2 separate regions of the Homo sapiens genome follow, and region 2 is linked to region 1. A link is a contact called in ENCODE Hi-C or POLR2A ChIA-PET data. All regions are on one chromosome and are shown on one strand. The core of a region is the stretch at or near the end of the contact, and the rest is flanking DNA. Distances in the headings are between cores, read along the strand shown. Region 1 overlaps SMOC2 (SPARC related modular calcium binding 2). Region 2 overlaps SMOC2 (SPARC related modular calcium binding 2).

What was found. A loop is a pair of places that touch in the nucleus more often than their neighbours do. ChIA-PET counts read pairs that join two places held with the same protein, here RNA polymerase II (POLR2A).
Region 2: a map of ascending aorta shows a loop between it and region 1 (2.0-fold over the local background). The contact joins two enhancer-like sites. A Hi-C loop is called at or near these places in 1 of 168 maps with a recorded cell type or tissue (ascending aorta). POLR2A ChIA-PET finds 5 or more read pairs at or near these places in 1 of 52 experiments (activated T-cell).

What each region holds. Positions count from the first base shown.
Region 1 is chr6:168,451,143-168,455,272 of GRCh38, forward strand. All of the region lies in intron 1 of SMOC2 (SPARC related modular calcium binding 2), which reads left to right. Among named protein-coding and RNA genes, the nearest start is that of SMOC2, 12 kb to the left of the region's middle. RefSeq lists an enhancer at 3,547-4,048. Within about 2 kb of position 1,714, at least 8 of the 41 ENCODE cell types and tissues checked have a DNase peak (open chromatin) inside an H3K27ac peak, as active enhancers do; they include ascending aorta, where a contact is called at or near this core.
Region 2 is chr6:168,581,853-168,585,982 of GRCh38, forward strand. All of the region lies in intron 7 of SMOC2 (SPARC related modular calcium binding 2), which reads left to right. Among named protein-coding and RNA genes, the nearest start is that of SMOC2, 140 kb to the left of the region's middle. Within about 2 kb of position 2,153, at least 2 of the 41 ENCODE cell types and tissues checked have a DNase peak (open chromatin) inside an H3K27ac peak, as active enhancers do; they include ascending aorta, where a contact is called at or near this core.

The DNA of each region.
Region 1 (4,130 bases), core at 464-2,963:
AGAGCTGAATACTGAGCTTTCCCTCCCTCCCTCGGGTCGCCCCTGCCTGCAGCCGGGGTCTTGGAAATCATCAGTAAAATGCTAAATTGAACTCCCGAGTACATGTAACTGGAAATGTTACTCTAAAAGCTTACACTCATCCAATAATTGACACTTTGTGAAGAACGTTGTCCCATGAGCTCTGAATAGTCATAAGAGCATGTTTTCTGCCTCATTCTGCCACATGCGAAGGCTATTTTCTGGAAACATGGACGCCTTCTCCAGAAACAGGATGAAAGCATCTGAAACATGGGATTAAGGTGCCTGTAAGAATAAAAAACCCACTTTACACTCTGTACCCTTCTCTCCTAAAACATGACAGAGCCCTCTCTCTGTGCCCTGCAGACATGATCTCCTGTGTCCTCACAGAATCCCTGCCAGGCAGCTCGCGCTCTCTCTCTGTCTCTCTCTGTCTCTGTCTCTCTCTCTCTCTCTCTCTCTCTCTCTCCCTCCCTCTCTGGGTGTATATTTTCTAGGTTTTTGTAAACATCTTAGGCTAAGGAAACTGAGCAATCTCTCTGACCTGAACATACACGTCCGTTAAGTTCTTTCTTTTTAGGATACGCAGATCTGTGAGTATGCTAATCAGTTCTTCATTCTTAAAAGATTTCTCTTTTGGAGAGAGTTGCCAAAGATAGATCTTTCTTTTCATTTAGAGATAAAACCCAGGTGGAGTCATAACTTCTTTTTTTGTACTCTTGGCATCTCTCCCACCACCTACACCCTGCTGGAAACATCCAGGTGCAATCACCCAGCTGGTGTGAGGGGAAGCCCCTGTCCTTTTTTGGAAGAGGTGGAAGAGGTTGTCTCCCAGGTTCCCTGGTTCCAAGAATCCACCACAGGAGGGAGCCCCAGAATGGCTGAGCTCTGTCTTTTAGGGGAGGGTCGCATGGTGGGGTCTGGGGTTACCACCACCAGCAAAGTTTCTGCCACCTTGCCTGCAAAAATACCCCACGGGCCTGCTGCCCCAAGTGAGTTCAACTTTCCAGCTTTAAAGAATTGGCTCATGATGCAGAATGCTAAATTAGGGAATTAAAAAGCAGGGACATTTTAGCTTGATGTTTCTACTGTCTTTATTTAGAAGTCTGGGATATGCATGTTACATTCAGGATTACTACCCACATATCAGATAAGAGTATCATGTTATTGAAGCAGAATTTTGGTTTTAAAATAACCAGAGTAAGCAGGGGGAGTGTGAGGCGGGCTGCCTGCCTGGGGCCTGGACTGGCTAAATAGGGTGCTATTTTCTTTTTGCTGTGAGGTCAGTCCACTTTGTGAGTCGGGTTTTATTCAAAGCAATCGCTTAACTTATTTTATTTGCTAAATGAATATTATATTTCAGTGTTCTCCAGTAATAGGATTCTCAGACATGTGATTTTCATGAGGGATTTTAACCCAAAAGAACAATAAGTGCAGCAAATCAAAATTTCTGTGCTCAGATATTCAAAACACCACTTGCATTTTTTTGTACCCCAAAATCTGAAGGAAATTTTGAAAAATCATTAGCAGCTGTCATTTAGATTTGTACACCATTCCTAGTCCCTTCCCTCATTTCTACTACCTTTTAATTTCGTTTTGTTTTGTTAAATTCCAAACATATCTGTAGGTTGTCTGGCCAACTTTATTCTAGAAGGCAGCAGGAAGGAGGGCAGCCCGCCAGGCCGAGGCTTTTGTCCTGCTCTGCTCCTGGAGGCTGACACGAGGCTGACTCCCAGGCCACACTCTGTCAATTTCTGGGGCTTCCTCTGGGCTCCACGCAGGACCCCCTTCTCCCAGTGGCTCTGACAGCAGGGGCAGGACGCCCTCCTCCCAGTGGCTCTGACAGCAGGGCCGGGGGCATAGTTCCCTGGAAGTCGGTCTTGGGAGGACACAGCCTCTGTTTCTGCACCAGAGTCCCCAGGGCCTTGGCCGGACACTCAGGGCAATCTGCCCTGAGGAATTCAGGGCAGTGTGGCTTGAATCTGCTGTCCGACGCAGGCAGGTGCAGGCTGTTCTAGAGTGTGCTCAGGGTGGCCTGACAAATGCGGGCGGGGGTGGGGGAGGAACTCGGGACCCAGGGCTGTGCCCCAAGAGGGTGTGGGGCAGCCAGGGGGTGTGGTGGCCTCAAGGCTCCGTCACCCTGCGGCCCTGTCATTTCGGGCTGTGCCTTTGTCTCCGGGTCTCCTCCTCACTCTTCTCAGTCTACCCTGGAGTTCAACAAAAAGGAGAAAAGAATTTCCCTGGCAAAGCCAAGTGGAGAGTTAGAGGCTAGGCTCTCTCTTTCTCTCTGTCTCTGTGTGTCTCTCAGTTCTGTCTCTCAGTTTCTGCCATTCTCTCGCTCTCTTTTTTGTCTCTCTGTCTCTCTCTGTCTCTTTGTCTCTCTCTGTACCTGTCTCTCTGATTCTCTCAGTCTCTGCCATTTGCTCTCTCTCTTTCTGTCTGTCTCTGTTTCTTCCTGTCTCTGTCTCTTTGTCTCTCTCTGTCTCTTTCTCTCTGTCTCTTCCTGTCTCTTTCTGTCTCTGTCTCTCTAATTCTGTCTATTGATCTCTGCCATTCTACATACTACATCTCTGTCTATCTCTGTCTCTCTGTCTCCCTCTTTCTCTGTCTCTCTGATTCTATCTCTTGGTCTCTGTCATTCTCCATCTCTGTCCTCTATCTCTCTCCGTCTCTCTGTTTGTCTCTCATTCTTTCTCTGGATCTCTGCCATTCTCCATCTCTGTCTCTCTATCTCTCTTTCTCTCTGTCTTCCTCTCTCTCTGTCTCTCTGATTCTATCTTTGGTCTCTGCCATTCTCCCTCTCTGTTTTGTCTATCTTTCTTTGCCCCTCTATTTCTGTCTCGATCTCTCTCTGTCCTTGTCTCTGTGTGTCTTCTTTCTGTCCATCTCTGTACTATCTCTGTGTCTCTCTTACTCTATTCATCTATTTCCCTATCTTTATTCATCTCTCTGTCTCTGTTCTCCCAGGCTCCACCCAGTCCATGATGCCTGCAGGGGGTCACTCTGTGTCCTCCTGTGACTCTGCCCTGTGGCCGTCTCTCCTGTTGGGCTGCCTCTGGGCTCTGTGTGTCCCGGCTCCCCCAGGAAGGATGAGGAGGCCCAAGGGCTCTGTGGCTCTGAGAGCTGAGGCATCGCTGAAGTGTTTGTGAAGAAGAATTGAACTAACCTAGAACTAACCTCAGCCGAAATCTAACTGGGCTTTTTTTTTTGGTCACACATTTTCTTCACCCTTTCTTCTTTAGATGCTTTCTGGGTTTTCCAGGTTCATTCAGAACTGAAAATAGCCCCTCGTAACTTCACAGCACGAAACCCAGAGCTCTCAGGACACGTGCCCCCAACTCATCTCCCCATCCTGGGTAGGGCCAGACTGCGGCTCTGACAGGTTCTGCAGATGGGAGGCACCTGGGCAGTGAGACCAGGTGTTTGCAGGTAGACCGTTTGCCCTTCAGCCGGTGCTTGATCAGATTGTTCTTGGGATTTTCTAAACACACATTCTGGGGAACAGAGGAGGCTTTGATGAAGAAAGGGAAAAGAAAACCCACTAAAATATGTGAAAAAAATCATACCACAGCACTCCGGGTGTGTCTTGATTTGGAGGTGAGCTTACAACTTCTCCATGGGACGCATCCTGAAGCTACACCTGTACTGGCCATGTGCTGAAGACGCTGCTGGGGACAGGTTGTGCGTGGCCAGTGTTCCAGCAGATGCTACAGGTGCACATCCTGTGGCCGGGGTCCCTGTGGCCAGGGTCCCGGTTTGAGACCGGATAATAGTGTGGGGCCGAGGGTCGGCGCTGGCCCAAAGGTGGCTCTCAAGATGACTCCAGAGGGTCTTGGTGGCCGGGGTCTCAGATGGGAGCTGTGTGTATTGGGTTCAGGGAGCCCAGGACAGGAGGGGAGGGCTTGTTAGGGGCCCCTGCAGGGTGCCGGGGCGGAGTGAGGACGGGCTGCCATGAAGGGCCTTGGGAGGAACTGGGGCTTTGTCCAAGAACCAGGCCAGCTTGAGGTGCAGCCCAGGGGTGCTGAGGAGAGCCTGGCTCTGACCCTTCAGTTGGCCCCAGAGAGGACCAGGGGAGGGCAGCCGACTTGGGGTCTGGTCTATGAGTTTTCTTC
Region 2 (4,130 bases), core at 903-3,402, 130 kb after region 1:
GCCTGCACTCAGCCGCCTTCACCGCTGACTTCAGCGTCTCCTTCAGCCTCAGCTCTGAAGTCTCCTCCGTGCAGAGGCCTTCTCTGACCCCCCTTTCCAAGGTGGCCTGCCCCACCATCCCCCAAACAATCAGCATTAGCTTGTCTGCTTGCTTCATGGAGTTCTTCCGAGATTATCTGGGTCATTTGCCCGTTTCCTGATTTCTTCATTACATCTCAAGCTCCAGTTTGGAGACTTTCTCTCAACACAGCACCAGGTTCCAGGCACAGAGCGGGAGCTAAACGGTGGTTATTTTGTTGTAGGGATCCCATGGATGGGTTTTGGAGATGACTTCTTTATGTCACAGCTCTGCAGTCTCAGGCTGAATCCATGGTTATTGTTGAAGGGATGTCATGGATTGGTTTTGGGGTGACTTCTTTATGTTACAGCTCTGGAGTCTCAGGCAATCCTGCTAACAGCAATTATAGCTGGAGATGTGTGAGACCGTTACTAGCTCTCCCCACTTTGTTGTGAGTGGGTGAGTGTGAGTGCGTGTGTGAGCACTGAGCCTTCCTCAGTCCAGAGGGTCCCAGGACAGCAACTGAGGGCTGCAGGGGTCTTGGGGTCACCGCTGGGCAGGAGAGGATTAAAGGTAGCAAAGGAGGCCGAGGGAGTGGCAGTGCCCGAAATGCAGGCTGGGGTGGGGCAGAGCCGGAGAGAGTAAGCAGGAAACCAGACAGCTGGAGGCCAGTTGTTGCCGATTTTGAATGTGGCCTGGACCAGCTCAGCTGTTGGAGGCACTGGAAGCTTTCTTTGGACGGTCCACCTGGAGGGACAGGTGACTGGAACGCCGCCATGGAGAGACGCAGGCTCCCCCCACCTGGGAGGAGTGCGTCACGCGGTGTTTCCACCTGTTTGGAGCATGTCCGACCTGCCGGGAACTCAGAGCTTAGTAACATTCAGAAGACTCAGCTCAAACGAACCGACACGCACGGGGAAGACCCGGGGGCCGAGGGTCTTTCCTGACAGTGGCCTTGCCCCTCCCGGTTTTTATCTTTCTTGAACCCACTCTTTCCACATGGACACTGTGGCGCCCTCTCACCCCCGCCTCCCTCAATCTCCCCCTCCTTCAAGACTCACGCCAGACTCGTCCAGGCTCCGGCCTCCGTCACCTTCACAGAGGCTGCCCAGTCGCAGCTGAAGTCAGTGATTCTGAACTGTTTTGAACAGGAGGAGCCATGCTACTTACTTAAGAAAAGTTACCATTGCTTGCTTTTTCTCAGTTCAAAAGTAATTCATGCTAGCCATAGAAAATTCAAAAAATACAGGTGGAAGGAAAAAAACTAAATAACCTGCATCCAGGCAGAGCAGCTGAGGTGGAGTCGCTGCCAGTGTGGACTGAGGAGCCCGTGCCTGGCTCAGCCCTGCCCTGCCTCACTCCTTCCTGGCTCCAGTGGGCTCGGCCCTGCCCTGCCTCACTCCTTCCCGGCTCCAATGGGCTCAGCCCTGCCTTTCCTCACCCCTTCCCAGCTCCACTGGGCTCAGCCCTGCCCTGCCTCACCCCTCCTGGTCTGAAGCTTAGGAAGGAATGGCTGTCATATCGGAAACTATTCCTTCACAGCAGATGAACGCACAATGTCTGTGTATTGGGTGTTTGCTTCTCAGGCATCTGCTGGCCTACAGGCTCTGCTGGGGGTTCCAGACTACAGGGGTGTGGGTCTGACCCCCTGTCTCTCATCTTCCTTGCACTAATCAGCAAACTGGGGATGTTCTTCTCATAGCAGCAGCAGAGGCACACGAAAGCCGGGCCTCACACACAAGCAAATTTGGAGCCTCCCCCGCCTCTTGCTCCCCAACCTCCTGCTGGCCATGCTGAGTTCACAGGCTTGGGCCCAAAGTCCCAGGTAGGGAAGAGCACCCAGCCTCTATGGGAGCACTGCAGAGACCTTGGCAATACGGAGAGAGTGGCCAGTACTGCAGTCTGTTCTTCCTGGAATAAGGGTGTCATTGTCCTGAGTGGGACAAACTGAAGAAGGGAGGAGGGCAGAGGAGGGCAGAGGAGGGCGAGGGCCTTGCAGCCGCTCCGTCAGGGATGAGGCTGTGCACAGGCGAGGAAACCAAGCATCTCCAAAAGTTCCAGGCTGTGGTTGCAACAGTAATTGGGACTTGGCAGAGGCCATCGGAGGTAAACAAACTCTAGTCCCTACACGTCAGAGCAGCACAGCAGCAGGCCAGCAAAAACTGGGGAGCCAGGCCGGCCAATAGTAACAAGACTTGGGGTGGGCAAAGGAAATGGAAGCAGGCGATTAAGAAGTTCACCCAGGAAGCTGAGATGAGAGAGAGAACCACAGATGGCCATGCAGGGTTGCAGGTATTACAGTCGGCTGGACGTGAAGACCACCTGTGAGATAGCTCCTCCTGCGGACTAGACTCACACCAGTGGGAATCTGAGTTCTTCCGACGTGGGACCTAAACTGAATTGAGACATTCTGGTGGGTTTATTCACACTTTCTAATGAAAACCTCCTCTTGCCAATAAAGTCAGCACTTCAAGGCCCACAAGTGTTCTTATAAACAAAACGAAACTTGCATAGATAAAGCCAAACTTGGCAAGAGTTGGGAATGCTCAAGGCCTGTGGTTTAAATCACATTAGTGGTAAGAGGTCTCTGTTTAATCGAGTGTACACTAATGGAACACCAGGTCCTCTTAAAAAAAAAAAGCATTCATTAAATGCAATTTTCTGAGAAGTGGACTATGTACTTTTGCCTATCATTGAGTCTGATATACTATTCATTTTTAAGACCTACCGAACAGGCAAAAAATATGTTGCCAATTAAAATGTGAGCAATATTTTCTCATCTCTTAGAATTCCTATTTTATGCTTACTAGGAGCACTTTTTCAGGCTTATGTAGACATAGATGTTGTTTATGGAGAGCATCGATGTAGAGTGAGATGCACAGACGGCCGTGCACGGTGGGAGGAGCTTTGCCCAGTGCTGGTGCTCAGGAAACCCAAGCACCTGTGGAAGTAGACAGCACATCCATCCCGGGACAGCCCCCCAGAGCCATCTCCCAGTTGATGCCCCCTCACTCTTGGAAGCAACTGCTCTTTTGATTCCAATCACCATACATTACATTTTTTTAAAAACAAGGCATCCCTCTGTTGCCCAGGTTGGAGTGCAGTGGTGTGATCACAGCTCACTGCAGCCTTGGTTACCCAGGCTCAAGTGATCTTCCCATCTCAGCCTCCAGAGTAGCTGGAACTACACGAGGGCGCCACCACACACAGTGAATTTTTGTGTTTTTTTGCAGTCACGGGGTTTTGCTATGTTGCCCAGGCTGACATCAAACCCCTGGGCTTATGCGATCCTCCTGCCTTGACCTCCCAAAGGGCTGGGATTACAGGTGTGAGCTGCTGTGCCCAGCCTACATTACTTTGGTCTGTTCTGGAGTTTCATGTAAATGGAATCAAGCATAAGTACCCCTTTGTTCCTGTCTTTTTTTCGATCCAGTAATGGTTTTGAGCTTCATCCTCACTGCGTGCATTACCCATTCATTCTCTGCAATTTACATGCATGATTGTAGACTGTATGCAGATACCACAGCTTATTTCTGCATTTTCAAATTAATGGATATTTTGTTTTTCTCTTTAGGTTGGGGCTACTACAAATAAAGATACCAGGTACTAGTCATTGTACTAGTCATTCGTGAGTGCATGTTTTCATGATGCTGGGGATAAATACCTGAGAGTAGGTTTCCAGAGTAGCCCCAGCATTTCACACTCACAGGAGGAATGTCCGAGGCCTCCCACTGCTCCTCAGCTCAGCTGGCCTGTGGGGTGGGGTTTCTGGTTTGGGTTGTTCTAGCAGGCATGTGGTGCTGCCTCATGGTGATGTTTTACCTGCATTGTCATGATGACGGATGATGTTGGACAGTTTCTTTCAAATACTTATTTTTCAGTCACACATCTTTCATTTTGTCATGTCTGTTTTCACCTTTGTTAAATTTGGATAAGGCTGTTCACCTTTGGTGTTGATTTGCAGACGTTGTTTATAGCACCTGGAGTCTTTGTCAGCTGTGTATATTAGGGATCTCTTCTCCCAGTCTGTGGCTTGCCTTTTCGTTTTCTTAATGGTCTCTTTTGGTGAGGT